3 separate regions of the Homo sapiens genome follow, and regions 1 and 3 are each linked to region 2. Evidence: chromatin contacts called from ENCODE Hi-C or POLR2A ChIA-PET data. All regions are on one chromosome and are shown on one strand. Each heading gives the region's core, a stretch centred on a gene start or an enhancer-like site at or near the end of the contact. The rest is flanking DNA. Distances are from core to core; before and after follow the strand shown. Region 1 has its middle 26 kb from the start of SFMBT1. Region 2 holds the start of PRKCD (protein kinase C delta). Region 3 holds the start of SFMBT1 (Scm like with four mbt domains 1).

What was found. Hi-C counts contacts between places; a loop is a spot of excess contacts on that map. ChIA-PET counts read pairs that join two places held with the same protein, here RNA polymerase II (POLR2A). Pooled maps may share reads with other maps.
Region 1: a loop to region 2 is called in a pooled map, with 4 times the contacts of the local background. The contact joins the enhancer-like site here to the promoter of PRKCD in region 2. A Hi-C loop is called at or near these places in 4 of 50 pooled maps. POLR2A ChIA-PET finds 5 or more read pairs at or near these places in 2 of 52 experiments (Caco-2 and activated CD4-positive, alpha-beta T cell).
Region 3: a pooled map shows a loop between it and region 2 (11-fold over the local background). The contact joins the promoter of SFMBT1 here to the promoter of PRKCD in region 2. A Hi-C loop is called at or near these places in 4 of 37 single-sample maps with no recorded cell type and 12 of 50 pooled maps. POLR2A ChIA-PET finds 5 or more read pairs at or near these places in 4 of 52 experiments (BJ, CD4-positive, alpha-beta T cell, activated B cell and 1 more).

The regions. Positions count from the first base shown.
Region 1 is chr3:53,070,293-53,074,536 of GRCh38, reverse strand. It overlaps a transcript of RFT1 not described here. Among named protein-coding and RNA genes, the nearest start is that of SFMBT1, 26 kb to the right of the region's middle. RefSeq lists enhancers at 1,375-1,494, 987-1,604, 1,845-1,894. Within about 2 kb of position 1,261, at least 31 of the 41 ENCODE cell types and tissues checked have a DNase peak (open chromatin) inside an H3K27ac peak, as active enhancers do.
Region 2 is chr3:53,159,143-53,163,577 of GRCh38, reverse strand. PRKCD (protein kinase C delta) reads right to left here and starts at 2,369. Exons shown (of 19, transcript NM_006254.4): 1 at 2,150-2,369. RefSeq lists silencers at 1,418-1,647, 1,918-2,867.
Region 3 is chr3:53,044,782-53,049,164 of GRCh38, reverse strand. SFMBT1 (Scm like with four mbt domains 1) reads left to right here and starts at 3,092. Exons shown (of 21, transcript NM_016329.4): 1 at 3,092-3,349. RefSeq lists enhancers at 1,775-2,274, 2,275-2,776 and silencers at 2,764-2,873, 2,924-3,243, 3,344-3,403, 3,764-4,053.

The sequences.
Region 1 (4,244 bases), core at 12-2,511, 88 kb after region 2:
AGCATCAGGACCCTCCCCTCCCCTGGACCTGCCTTAGCCCTGTTTTGATTCTGACCATCCAGTGCTCTGGGGACCCTGGAAAAGGTCCTGGCTCCAAGGTCCACCTGACCAGCCAAGCCTGGCACATCCATCTCTGTGGTCCCAGGATCTGGCCACAGGAGGGCTCCTGGACACGTAATACATGAATAGATGGAGTGACATAAAGAATTAATCAGTGGGTGACTTAGGCAGTGAGAACTAGGAGCAGAAGAAATGAAAGAGACCAGGTTGGGAGGGGGGATGCTGGTAGGGCCAGGTTTAGGGGAGCCTTAAATGCCAGGCTGAGAGGGGGTGTTTGTCAGGCTCCCCCACACCCAGCTTCTGCCCTGGCCCTGGGACAATTTCCGTCTTCCAGAGGGGCCAGTAGGGATCCTGGCAGATGTGGCCCTGATCACCTGATCCCCTCTCAGAGAGACAGAGACCCCAGGGCCCATCCCCCAGAGCCTGGCTCACCTGGGCCCTCGCAGGGCCTGCCTCACCGGGGCCCCGCAGACCTAACTGCTTCTGCTTCATGGTCTGTGGGTTTTCCCAGTCGTCCAATTAGTGCTAATTGGAAGCAGGAAGTGTGTGCATGTGTGGGGTGGGCCTGGAACTCCGATGTCCTTGTCAGAACTTCGAAGCCCTGTGCTTCCTGGGACAGGCTCTTCCCTAGAGCTTTGTGGTCTCCCGCAGGGCTGGGTAGGGTTGTTGGGAGCTCCCCGAGCATTGGGTATACTGGCTCTGTGCACAACGGGGCCTCTGCTCTCCAGAGGGCTCAGGCTCTCACCGGCCACCTCTTACCCCAGGTGCCAGTTGCCCCCAGGGCAAGGCAAGCTCATCCTTTTCACTGCCAAATCCTCTTCGCCCGGCACAGAGCTGCGGCTCTTCACAGTTTCACTCTAACAACGAAGGGAATGATGGGCTCAGGGCCTGGAAGAGAGGCGCAGAGGGGGCCTCCTGAACCCCTCACTGACCCTTGGTCCAGCCTCAGCCCGTGGCTCCATAAAGGCAAGGAAAGGCCTGCTTTATCTGACTGGCCACACACTTGTGCTTCCCTTGGGGGACAAAGGGTGCAGAGGCGCTTCCACAGAGGCGGGACTTCCGCTTACTTTCCCTCCTCCCCGTTTCCCCGCCCCCTCCACTTGCGGCACAGGTGGGGGTGTCCAGAGGCAAAGCCCCTTTTGTGTCAAGCCCCAGCCCAGGTTCTCTCCTCACCCACAGATGCTGGTGCGCAGTCTGACGGCAGAGGCTGTAACGGGGGAAGCATGGGATGTGGGCACATGGGGGAAGGCCCCGGAACCCAGCCTGGGCAGAGGCCGGTGCCCCACCAGGCTCTCTCTCTGCAGTGTTATGTCAATCATTGCCCACAGGTGCCCTCGACCTGGACACCGTCAGGCCTCCTTCGCGGTGGGCTGAAACCCTGTGGCACAGCCCAGGACCACCCAGCCCCACGGGCTGGGGGCTCACATCTGGAAGCAGGGCCCCCCAGGACTCAAAGGTGCTCGGAGATGAAGATTGCTGGGTGTCAGCTCATGGGGCCAGCCTCGGCTTCACCCCCAGGAAATGCCTGCTTGTTGCTGTGCGGCAGGCACTAGAGCAGGCAGAGAGGGCGGTGGGCTCCTCTGAGGTCGCGGGCGGAGCCCTGTGAGGAGAGACCTGGCCGCCGGCAGCCACTAGAGGGCAGGACCCTCCTGTGTGTTTCCTCCAAAGGGTTGTTGAGCAGATGAGCGGGACTGACAGGAAACAATGGAGCAGCCGCCCCAGGGTGCAGTCACCACAAGCCTGCTAGAAGGGCTCAGCGGAGGCTGCGATGCGTCCGAAAGTCCACTGGACCCTAGACCTTAAATGGCCTCCCTGAGCCTTTAGGCTTTTACTTCCTGGGAGCCCAGCCCTGAGCCAACAGAGACAGTGCCTGGCTCCTACATTGGCAGAGAGTGACAAGTCAGTGTCCCCTTCTTACAACATCAGTGGTAGAGGAGCAATTAGGAGAGCAGGTCCTCCAGCTTCTTCCAGGTGCAGTGTGGAAACAGAGGCAGAGAAGAACTCACCTGACCGCACCTACGAGGTGGGTAGGGACAGATACTTCTGAGAGTGAACCATCAGCCAAGCACGCCCAGCAGCCCTGGGGGGTCAGTGCATGTTGTCGGGTGCTACTTTTGCAGTTGGGGAAACTGAGGGTCAAGAGAGGCTGTCATTTGACTGAAGTCCTACAGCAAGGGTGGACCAGGGTTCCCGCCCGGGCAGGATGATGCTGAGCCTGCATGCAGGCTCCCACGCAGCCTTATCACAGCCTCATGTAGAGACGACCTCCTGTGACCTCGCTGACATGAGTGTGAGTGTGTGGGGACCCTGGCTGCCGCAGCAGGAATGAGGCAGCCTCTCTGCATCCTGACACTCCCAGGCAGAGGCCTGTCCTTCATCTGGACCTACCAACAGTGACGCCAGGAGCAGCTGCCTCTAGGACACGTGTTCCCCTGGGCCAGAGGAACTATGTGAGGAACCCATGGTGCATGCCATGACAACCCTCCTTTAGGGCCTCTTGAGGCCACAGTGGTGCTAAACCCAGGAAGTGGGTGCCAATTCAGGGGACCATTGGCAGCCCTGCTGCCCCTCACTGGGCTGTGCCTGCAGTCACGGGAGGCAAGGACCTGCTTTTGAGTCTTTGGCTTCACCTTGTTCTTACAGCCAGACTTGGGGCTCTCTACCTGGGGCTGGGGATAGGTAGTTCTCAGCCTGGGCAGCCCCAGGAGCTGCTAAGTGTCATATCCCTGGGGAAGGCCTGAGCAGTTTGAGGCTGATTTTGGTTGTCCCAATACTGCTGGGAACCACTGGGGAATGAGAGTGTCTTGGGGACCTATTCCTGGAGCCTGAGTCTAAGCTGAGCTGTGGCTCATAAGACTAAATTGCATGGAGACCCAACATGGCTGCTGGGCCCGTCAAGGGCTGGTGTCTGCTCTGGGAGGTAGCCCCATGGCTGGATCTTTCTCTATGTCCCAGGTCGGCCCCTGTGACCTGGGGCCAGTGTGCTGAAACCTGTGAGGATCAGGCATAGCGAGGAGGGTGGCCCCATAGGTAGGCCCATACAAGGGACTTGGGCAGAGTCCTGTCCTCCAGCTAAGTATCTGGGGCACCAACCTCACAGACTGCAGAGTTCACTCTCATTAGCGCAGGGGTCCTCTCAACAGCTTCAGTGACCATAGGGATCGGTGTACCCATTTCACAGATGGGGACACGCCGGCTCAGGTCTTACCACCCTTTGCCAACAGCTTCTTCACTGGTCTCCTTAGCTTCCGTTTTCCCTTTTCCTTCCTTGTTTTAAGCTTTCAAAAAAAATTTTTAGGCTGGGTGTAGTGTCTCCTGCCTGTAATCCCAGCACTTTGGGTGGATTGCTTGAGCCTAGGGGTTTGAGACCAGCCTGGGCAACTTAGTGAGACCCCACCTCTACAAAAAATTCCAGAATTTTCTTTCTTTACTAATTTAAACATTTTGGCTGGGCTTGGTGGCTCATGCCTGTAATCCCAGCACTTTGGGAGGCCAAAGTGGGCGGATCATCTGAATCAGGAGTTCTAGACCAGCCTGGCCAACATGGTGAAACCCTGTCTCTACTAAAAATACAAATTAGCCAGGCGTGGTGGCATGTGCCTGTAATCCCAGCTCCTTGGAAGGCTGAGCCGGGCTGGTCTTGAATTCCTAACCTCAGGTGATCTGCCCACCTCAGCCTCCCAAAGTGCTGGGATTACAGGTGTGAGCCACCGCACCTGGCCAAAAAAAAACTTTTAAAATTATTTAGTGGCTTATTATATAAGAAATACATGAATGCATTTTTACTTTAAAAACATAATACACCCAGCAGTTTGGGAGGCTGAGGCAGGTGGATCACCTGAGGTCAGGAGTTCGAGACCAGCCTGGCCAACATGGTGGAACCTTGTCTCTAACTAAAAATACAAAAATTAGCTGGGTGTGGTGGCGGATGCCTGTAATCCCAGCTACTCGGGAAGCTGAGGCAGGAGAATTGCTTGAACTCGGGAGGCGGAGGTTGCGATAAGCTGAGATCGTGCCACTGCACTTCAGCCTGGGCGACAGAGTGAGACTCCGTCTCAAAAAAAAAAAAAAAAAAAAAAAAAACCATAATACAGGGCTGGTCATGGTGGCTCACACTTGTAATCCCAGCATACTTCTGGGCTCAGGCAATCCTCCCACCTTGACCTCCCAAAGTGCTGGGATTA
Region 2 (4,435 bases), core at 1,120-3,619:
ATAAGGACACTCAGCCTTGAGAGGCCTAGCTTGGGTCTCTTGCTCTTAACAGGCACAAGCAAGTATTGGAGCCCAAATAATTCTTGGGTACAGAGCCCGAGGTCTTGGTCACAACACTACAAACCCCAAGACTTGCCCTCTAGCCCTCTCCATGTGCACACCCACATCCTCATGGTCTCCCACACACTCACACACACACCCCCACACTGGGCTCTCACCTTCCCTCCCAGCACTGTCACCACACACCTTGTCACACCCCCTCCTGCCGCTAACACCCACGCCCAGGCACTCTCGGTTCCCCACAATCACAGTCACTCCCCAAGCATACACCGGCAGTTTCATAGACTGTGTCCCACCAGTCACACACTCCTACCGTGGCCACACACTCCCAGGCTTACCCCAGCACTGTCCCATCGCATAGCCCTCACACCACCCATCAGCCAGGTACAGCTGCCCAGACACCACCACACCTCTCTGTCACACACACACGCACACACACAACCACACATATCACACATGCACCATACAGCCTCCCTCTGCTGGCCTGCTCACCAAGCCCCAGCTCACTCCACAGCAGGAACGAGGAAACCCCAGGGATCAGTCCCCTCCCTTAGTGACCAGGTGGGCCTGGTCACAGAAACTCAGTGGCAGAGGGAGAGCCACACGTGAGTACACACACATACACACACTTATACAGATACACTCACACATGAGACTGGTGGGTAGGCACCCAACACCAGGGGCTTCCACAATTAACAGATCTAACGTACTCATGGCCAGTTGGTCACCATGATATACCCAGTGTGCAACACCGAAACCTCCAGACACACAGGGACACACACACTAGCAGGCAAGGACACACACACACACACACACACACACGAGTCTGGTGACAACAAACACACCAAGAATGGTACACACAGTTGCAAAAGACACACACAGAGCCTCAGGACACAAACAGACATACACACATACACACAAGCAAGTCACACATGCGAAAAAGGACACACATGCACAGGCAAGTCCCACAGTGACAGACAGCACAGAAGCTGACACAGACACACAACATACCCACACACCCAGATACCAGTGACTTAGCACAAGGAGACAGCTTCCACGCATACAGGGTAGGCGTCAGAGAAGGGGACCCCCCGCCCACTCACAGCAGATCCTTCTGACCAGGTTTAAGGCGGGGCTCGGTGGGGCTCTCCCCTGCCCCAAGAGAGAGGGAACTGGGGAAGTGGGAGCAGTTCCGATGGTGCTCTCCTTCTGCCGCTCCACCACCAGCCAGGAGGACCCCCCCCCCCGACCTCCTCCCCTCATCTGGTGGAGCCCCCACAACGGGAGTGGCATCTGGGTTGGGGGCGAGTACAGACCGTATCGGGCAGGGGCCACCCTGGGAGGGGTCTCAGAGGGGCGGAGGGGTGGGGTGGGAAGGGGGATGGTGGAGACTGGAGCCACGCCCAGCCCAGAGACGGATGAAGGGACCGAGAAAGACTCTTGAGACCGAAAGAAGAGACAGCGAGGAGGAGGCGCCGCGCGGGTCGGGCCTCCAGGGACCCAGGGGCGGGAGGCGAGGCCCGGCGGGCGGCCTGGCCTGGGCCCCGCGGTAGAGCGGAGAGGCGGCTGGACTGGCAGGGGGCGGCGAGCGTGGGCCGGGGGCGCGGCTCCGGGAGGACGGGATCGAGGGGGCGGCGGGCGGGGGTAGGGGTGTGGGTGGGGGTGGGGCGATGGAGCACGCGGAGGGCAAGGGACGGACGGATCGGGTGGCGAGGGACAGAAGGATCGGGTCTCGGAGAGGCGCGCAGGGGGAGAACACAGAGTGGGTGGCGACAGACGGACGGACACAGGGCCCGGGAGAGAGTCGGGAGGGACGGACGGGCCCCTCGGAGGAGCGGGAGACACACGGGCGGGTGGAGGGGCCGGGAGCGGGCAGACAGAAGGACCTCAGCCCCCACTGTCTAGCGGAGGGACACACAGACGGACAGGGGGACGGAGTCACCGGCAGGTCTCGGCGCGGCGGGACTTTCGCTGACCGCGGCTCAGTTTCTCAGTTTCGGAAACGGGAACTGGGGCGGGAAGGGGGAAGGAAGGGCGCCGCGCCCTCGGGGTAGCCCCGATCCCGCGCCCGGACCCGGCCCTCACTTACCTCCCGTTGCAGGGGCAGGCGCCAAGGGTCGCGGCGGCAGCGGCGGGGGCGCCGCTCCCCGGCGCGCGCGGACGGGGTTCGGCGCGGCGCTGACTGGGATGGGCCAAGCGGCCAGTGAGGTGTGGCCCGGGCCTCCGCGCGGCGGGCGGGCGCCGGGGGTCGCTCGGGAGATGTGGGCTACAGCCGCCTCGGGCTCCGGCGCCGCGGCACACGGAAGTGCGAGGGGGCGGGGCCGAGCGACCTCACCCAGGTGCCGCCGGCCCCGCCCCCGCCAGGCCCCGCCCCCGCCAGGCCTCGCCCTGCCAGGCCTCGCCCCGCCAGCTGCAATCGGGGACAGCGTCCCTCCGCCTCTGCCTGCGCGGGACACCGAGTCTCCCGGTCCCTCTGCCCTGCCTGGCCCTCTTCGCATCCTCCCGCCATTAGCGCGCAGCCAGCCCTCAGAAGGGGCCCATTTTACAGAGGAGGACGCTGAGGCCCGGTGGGGAGGCTCCCTCCGCCCGCTGGGGCCTGGGAGGGGCCGGCGGGGGTTCCCCCGCTCCCCACACCCACGCCCGGGACTCCCCACTGGCCAGCTGGCCCGCCTCTCCTGGCCCCACTCCTGCTCTTCCTGTTGGCTGGAGCTCGGACGCGGCCGGGCGCGGTGCCCGCCGCCAAGCCCGCTGTCCCGGCTCTGCCCCAAAGACTGAGCTGGTTAGACTCCAGGGTCGGAGGTTCTCGCTGGTCGGGCGCTGCACTGCTCCTCAGGCGGTTCTGGGAACTGCCCCTACTCGGACTGGCAGTTGCCCCTACCCCGATTGGCAGTCTTCTGCTTTCCTGCCCCCACCTTTGAGACCTCTCTATTGCTCCTGGCAGGCGCCTGAGCCTCCTTTCCAGACATGGAACTTGGTTGTCAGCCATAACTCCTTCATTCATTCATTCACTCATTCATCTATTCACCGAGTGTCCCCTAGGCTCAAAGTCTAGGGACCAGTTGGGGTTCTAGGGAGTCCATTCCCCTGTCCCCAGAGCTCAGAAAGCCAAGACATTAGCCTTATACTCATCCAAAGAAATGTCACTTCCCAGGAGACAAAAAAGAGGGTTCCAGGTCCTGGGGAACCACCTAGAAGGGATAGAGAAAGTCTAGACAGCTCTTCCCAGCTGAGACACAAGGGATGGAAGTGGGGGACAATCCCTGAGGTGGCCTGAGCTGAGAAAGGGGCTTGTGACAGAGACAGGCCATTGGACTTTGGTCTTCTCACAGAGCAATGAGAAGGTGGTGAAAGCTATTACAACCAGGCAGGATGACAGGCTCAAGGGGGCTCCTGCGGGATAGATGGGGCAGAGGGACAGCAGGGCAGAGGAGAGGCTGGATGGGGGACAGAAGGGCTGCCACGTTGTTCAGGTGGGAGGACCCTGGTTGAGATTGCGGAAGATGGATGGGGAGAAAAGGCCAGACCAGGTGGGTTCAAGGACTATCCTTTGGGAAAGACTTTCTCTTCACACCCAGGCCTTGAGCATGCTGTTCTCTGGGCCTGAATGCCATTTCCCACCCCACCCCCAAACCTCTACCTGCCCTGGTTGTGTCCATTCAAATGTCCCTCCTCCCTGATGCCCAGTTGTAATGCACGGCACTTCCCTGAGTGAAGGACCATATTCATTAGCATGTTCTGTGTCCTGATCCCATCCCACCCCACCCATCATGCCCCATGGCTTCCCTGGGGTTGGACTGGAGGAAAGGGTAAACAAGGTGAGCCTCAAGTGACCTTTGCCCACTTGGGATCGGGTTTCCTTCTGGCTCCTCCTTCAGGTCCACAGTAAGCCAACCCAGTCTCTCCCTCAACATAAACAATAGGCCCACCCTGTGCCAGGGACTGCAGCCAGAGGGAGGACTGACCCTTGAGGAGCTCCAGGTCCAGCCACCAGACCTTTGTTCCCACTCCGTGTGGTTCACCATGGAAGAAGGAAATGAATAATCATGGCTATCGCTGATAGGGGCTACCCAGCACCAGGCTGTGTGCTGGGTGCTGGATGTGGGCAGTCTGAACAGTTCTCAAGAGGTGAGGGCTGCTGTTAGTGCCAGTTTTGGTGATGAGCAAACTGAGGCTCAGAGAAAGGAGAAGCGACTTGCCCCAGAGTACACAGCTAGTCAGTGGCAGACGCAGATTCAGACCGAGGTCTGTCTGGCTCCAAAGCCCATAGTTTACATCAGGGATCTCAATTTCAGCACCACTGACCTTTGGGACAGATGATTCTTTGCTGTGGGGGCTGCCCTGTGCACTGTAAGGATGTTGAGCAGCATCCCTGGCC
Region 3 (4,383 bases), core at 1,843-4,342, 120 kb after region 2:
ATTTTTTTGTATTTTTAGTAGAGACAGAGTTTCACCATGTTAGCCAGGATGGGCTCGATCTCCTGACCTCGTAATCTGCCCACCTCGGCCTCCCAAAGTGCTGGGATTACAGGCGTGAGCCACTGCGCCAGGCCAGAGGCAGCTGTTACTCTTATCCTAATTTTACAGACCAAGACCTGAAGGCCCAGAGGGGATAGATAAGTTGCCAAGGTCACAGGGCTGGTTGTTGAACCTGGATGGTCCGTCCTCAAAGCCAGTCCTCTTAACCCTTATATGATTATCCTAGGATGTGTAGAGACACATAAACCAGTGTGGATATCAACTGATAATCTGAAAAAAGAAGACCTCATAAGGGCATGAGAGGGAATCAAGCCTTTTCATATGTTAGAACCTATTCCAAAGAACCAATATTTAGATTCATATGGTATTTGCTCAAACTGAGGTCTAAGGAAGGAAATGGAGAATTCAGAAATATATTAATCAAAATAGAAAGTCTAGCGTAAAAGTAGATTTTACTAAACAAAGGAATTTTTTTTTTTTTTGAGTTGGAGTCTCGCTTTGTCGCCCAGGCTGGAGTGCAGTGGCGCGATCTCAGCTCACTGCAAGCTCGGCCTCCCAGATTCACGCCATTCTCCTGCCTCAGCCTCCGGAGTAGCTGGGACTACAGGCGCCCGCCACCATGCCTGGCTAATTTTTTTGTATTTTTAGTAGAGACGGGGTTTCACTGTGTTAGCCAGGATGGTCTCAATCTCCTGACCTCGTGATCTACCCGTCTCGGCCTCCCAAAGTGCTGGGATTATAGGCGTGAGCCATGGCGCCCGGCCTTTTTTTTTTTTTTTGAGATGGAGTCTTGCTCTGTCACCCAGGTGGAGTGCACTGGCACAATCACGGCTCACTGCAGCCTAAAACTCCTGGCCTGAAGTGATCCTCCTGCCTCAACCTCCCAAAATGCTAGGACTACAGGTGTAAGTCACCACGTCTGGTCAATAATTATTTAATAAATGGTAACTGCAGAATTAATAACAACCGATGACAGTGGTAGTGAGTTATGTCCATATTTTACTCCAAATAAATAAGCCAAAATAAAATCGGGATAGTCATCAGAGAATGAAATATGAAATGAAATTGTACAAAACTAGCAGAAAAAAGACTATCAGATGGGCAGCAGAAAGCTCACTTTGTCAGCACTGAAGCAATTAAAACATTAGAATGACACACTGAACATTAGAATAAAACAAGAAAGAACAACAGGCTAGAAAATATTTGCATCAATGACGACAAAGAAGTAATATCTGTAACATAAAAAAATGCTTGTTCAAAGTTAGAAGAGGTTCAAGTCCCCAGAAGATGGATATGAATAGATTATTCACAGGAGAGGGAATGCATATAGTAAATGCATGGAAAAACATTCATTTTTGAATGTTGTGTCACCTAAGAAATGCTAAGTAACCTTGAACTAGCAATAGACTATTAAAGTAGGGGGGAAATGGCACTCAATGTTTATAAGTGTGTTAAACTCCTTACACTTGTTCCTTGGAGGCGGTAGAATAATTGGGGCAGCTCTTGGGAAAAATATGACGCTGTAAGCCAAGACCACTTGGCCATTCATAGCCTTCTACCTGGGAGCCTTTCCACTCCCAGGTATTTGTCCCAAGTGCAGAATTCAAGGATACGTTAGCAAACAACCGTAAAGAACCAAAAACATTAGGGGGCTGAGTGAATAGTTAAGGACACCTGCACACCTTAAAAATGAATCGTGAACAAATAAAAATGGTAGTGAAAGTAGTAACAAAAAAAGTGTGGTTGCAACTATACACAGTATATATATGTTTCATGTCGTGAAAAGTTGCATTTCTTTGTAACAATATGGATTACTGTATTCTTTTTAGATTTTTCTTTCTCCGGTTGTCATATTGTTTTTTCAGTGGTGCTAAAAAAAATCTGGATTCAAATCCAGCCAGCAGCGTGACTTTGAGCAAGTTTGTGAAGTGGGATATTTCTCAGAGCGGTTGAGGGAGGTGGCTTGAGCTCGCACCTGGCACACGGTGAGAACCCCAGACTTTCTTCTTGCTGTGGGGGCGCCTCTGGGCCCTGTCCGATAACGCCTTTCACGGCCTGGGAGTCTGATCGGGAGCTCCCGGGTCTCGGTGGCGCGGGAACTCCCTTCTGGAGGGAACTTTCCGGAGCAGGTGGGCGGGTGTATGTCCCACGGGCACCTGCGCTCAGGAGGAGGGGGCGAGCTCGGGCAACGTAACCGCCCACGGTCACCTCGGGCTGCGGGGCCGACTTGAAGCCGCCTTCGAGGTTCTGATCCTTCCCGGGGCTCTGGGCTCGTTCGTCCCAATTCGCAGCTGTCCTGTGCCCCCTCGCTGCAGGAAGACTCAAGATTTACAGGGCGCCTCCTGCGGAAGCCTAGAGACATCGGGGGCGCCGAAGGGCCCGCGCCGGACTTCGCAGACAGGGGGCACTTGGGTGCCCTTTCAGGTCTCAGAGGGAGCGCCCGATCCCCGACGAGGGGCAGGCAAACGGGCGCAGTGCCCGCGGCGGCGGCACGCGCGCATCTGGGATCCGGCCGCTTCTCCGCTCATGCCATCTTGTCCGAGCCAGTCACGTGCGGGCGACAGCGGCGCGCTTCGCCGGGCCGGTACTCCAGGTCCGACCCGCGAACCCCTCTGGGATCCCCGCCGCTCTGTCTACAACCCGAGGTGAGGCGCAGGCTGGATCGGGGCTGGGCCAGGGCGGGCACTGGGTTCCCGGGGACGCGTCTCCTCTTCCGGGCCGTTCCGCTCGGGGCCACAGCGCCGTCGGGGGCCCGAGGCGCCGCCGCGTGTCCTGCGCCACGGCCTCGGGGCCGTCCGCGCCGAGTTGCTGGCTGGGGGCGTGGGTGGCCCGCGGCGCCGGACCCCCGGCACACCAGCCCGCGGAGTCCTTGCCTCCCGCGCGGCCCCAGCCAGGAGGGATGGCGCTGGGGCGGGAGCGGGGCAGCCGGGCCCGGGAGCTCCACGGGCGCGGCGCGAGGGGCGCAGGCTGCCTGGAGGACCGCGGAGCTGGGGGTGGGGGGGCGCGGGCGCATGCGCCCTGCGTCCGTGCCATATTGGAATGAGTCGGAGCGCGGAGCGCCGCCGCCGCCTCCGCCGGAGCGCGGGTGGAGGGGGGCGGGGAGAGCTGCCGGCCGCCCCGCTCCGCCGAACCCAGCAGGAAGGAGGGCGCGAGCGGGCGAGCGCGGGCAGCACGGGAGGAAAAAGCTTCCGCGCGGGGGAGCGAAAAGACGGAAAGAAAGAAAGAAAACGAGCGCGAGAGGGGGAAAAGCGAGCGATCGAGCGAGCGCGCGCGCGAAAACTCCGGGCAGGTAAAAAAGCGGGGCCACCGGCTGGGCCTTCCCGCGCGGCGGCCTGGAGGGGCGGCGGCGGCGCCGGGGCGGGGGACCGTACGGCGTCCCCTTCGAAGCGGCCGCGCAACTTTGCCAACGGGAAACCGCCGGGCGCCGGCGGGCGCGCGGGCTGAGGCGCCAACGGGCGGCGGCGGCGGCACGTTGGGGGCGGGGGCGGGGCGGGGGGAGCGCGGCGCCCGCGCGCGGCCCCGCGGTCCCGCGCGCCGGCCGGCCGGCTGCAGGGGCGCGCCTGGGCGCCTCGCCGCGGCGGAGAGCGGCGGCGGCCGTCAGCCCCTGGCAGGCAGCGCGGCGCGCGTCAGCCCGCGGGAGGCGTGAAAGGAAAGTGGCCGGGCGGCGGCAGTGGCGGGCGCCCAAGTTCCCCGGCGCGCCGGGCCCGCCGCGCGCCCCTCCCCGCGCGCGCCCCGCGCTCCGCCCGCCGAGCCCCCGCGGACCCGCCCCCCGGGCTCGCTCCGGGCGGGGCGCGAACCCGCAGCTGGGGCCGGGCGCGCGGCCGGTCGGAACTTCGGAGGGCCCGGGCGGTCGCTGCGCGGTGGCGGAGCGTCTAGTGGCCGCCGCAACCGGTGGCTCCGGGCCGCCGTTGTGAAGTGAGCGGGCCTCTCCCGCGCCGCGGCCCGCCGGGCACCGCCGCTGGACCCCGCGCCGACCCGGCAGCGCCCCGACCTGCCGCTCGGGAGGTCCGCGACCGTTTCGATTTCTGTTCCTAAAGTCCGATTTTGGACGCTGAAAAGGAGGCTGTGGAGGGGCGAGCGGCGTCCTGGGAAGCAAGGCCTGCTCTGTGCGGAGCAGAAACGCCTTGTGCGAACAGAAATAAATTCCCGCGGAAAGGATGTACGTTATGCTAAGTTTTTCACAAGATGTCAGCTGTTCCCGTAGGGTCTAAAACTAAGCCGGCAGGCACAGGTCACCCCCAGAGCTTGTGCTCAAGGAGTGGTGGACGCTTGGGTCAGGTGGGGGTGTTCCCAGCGGGTCGCCCGAAGCAGCACTGGTTGATG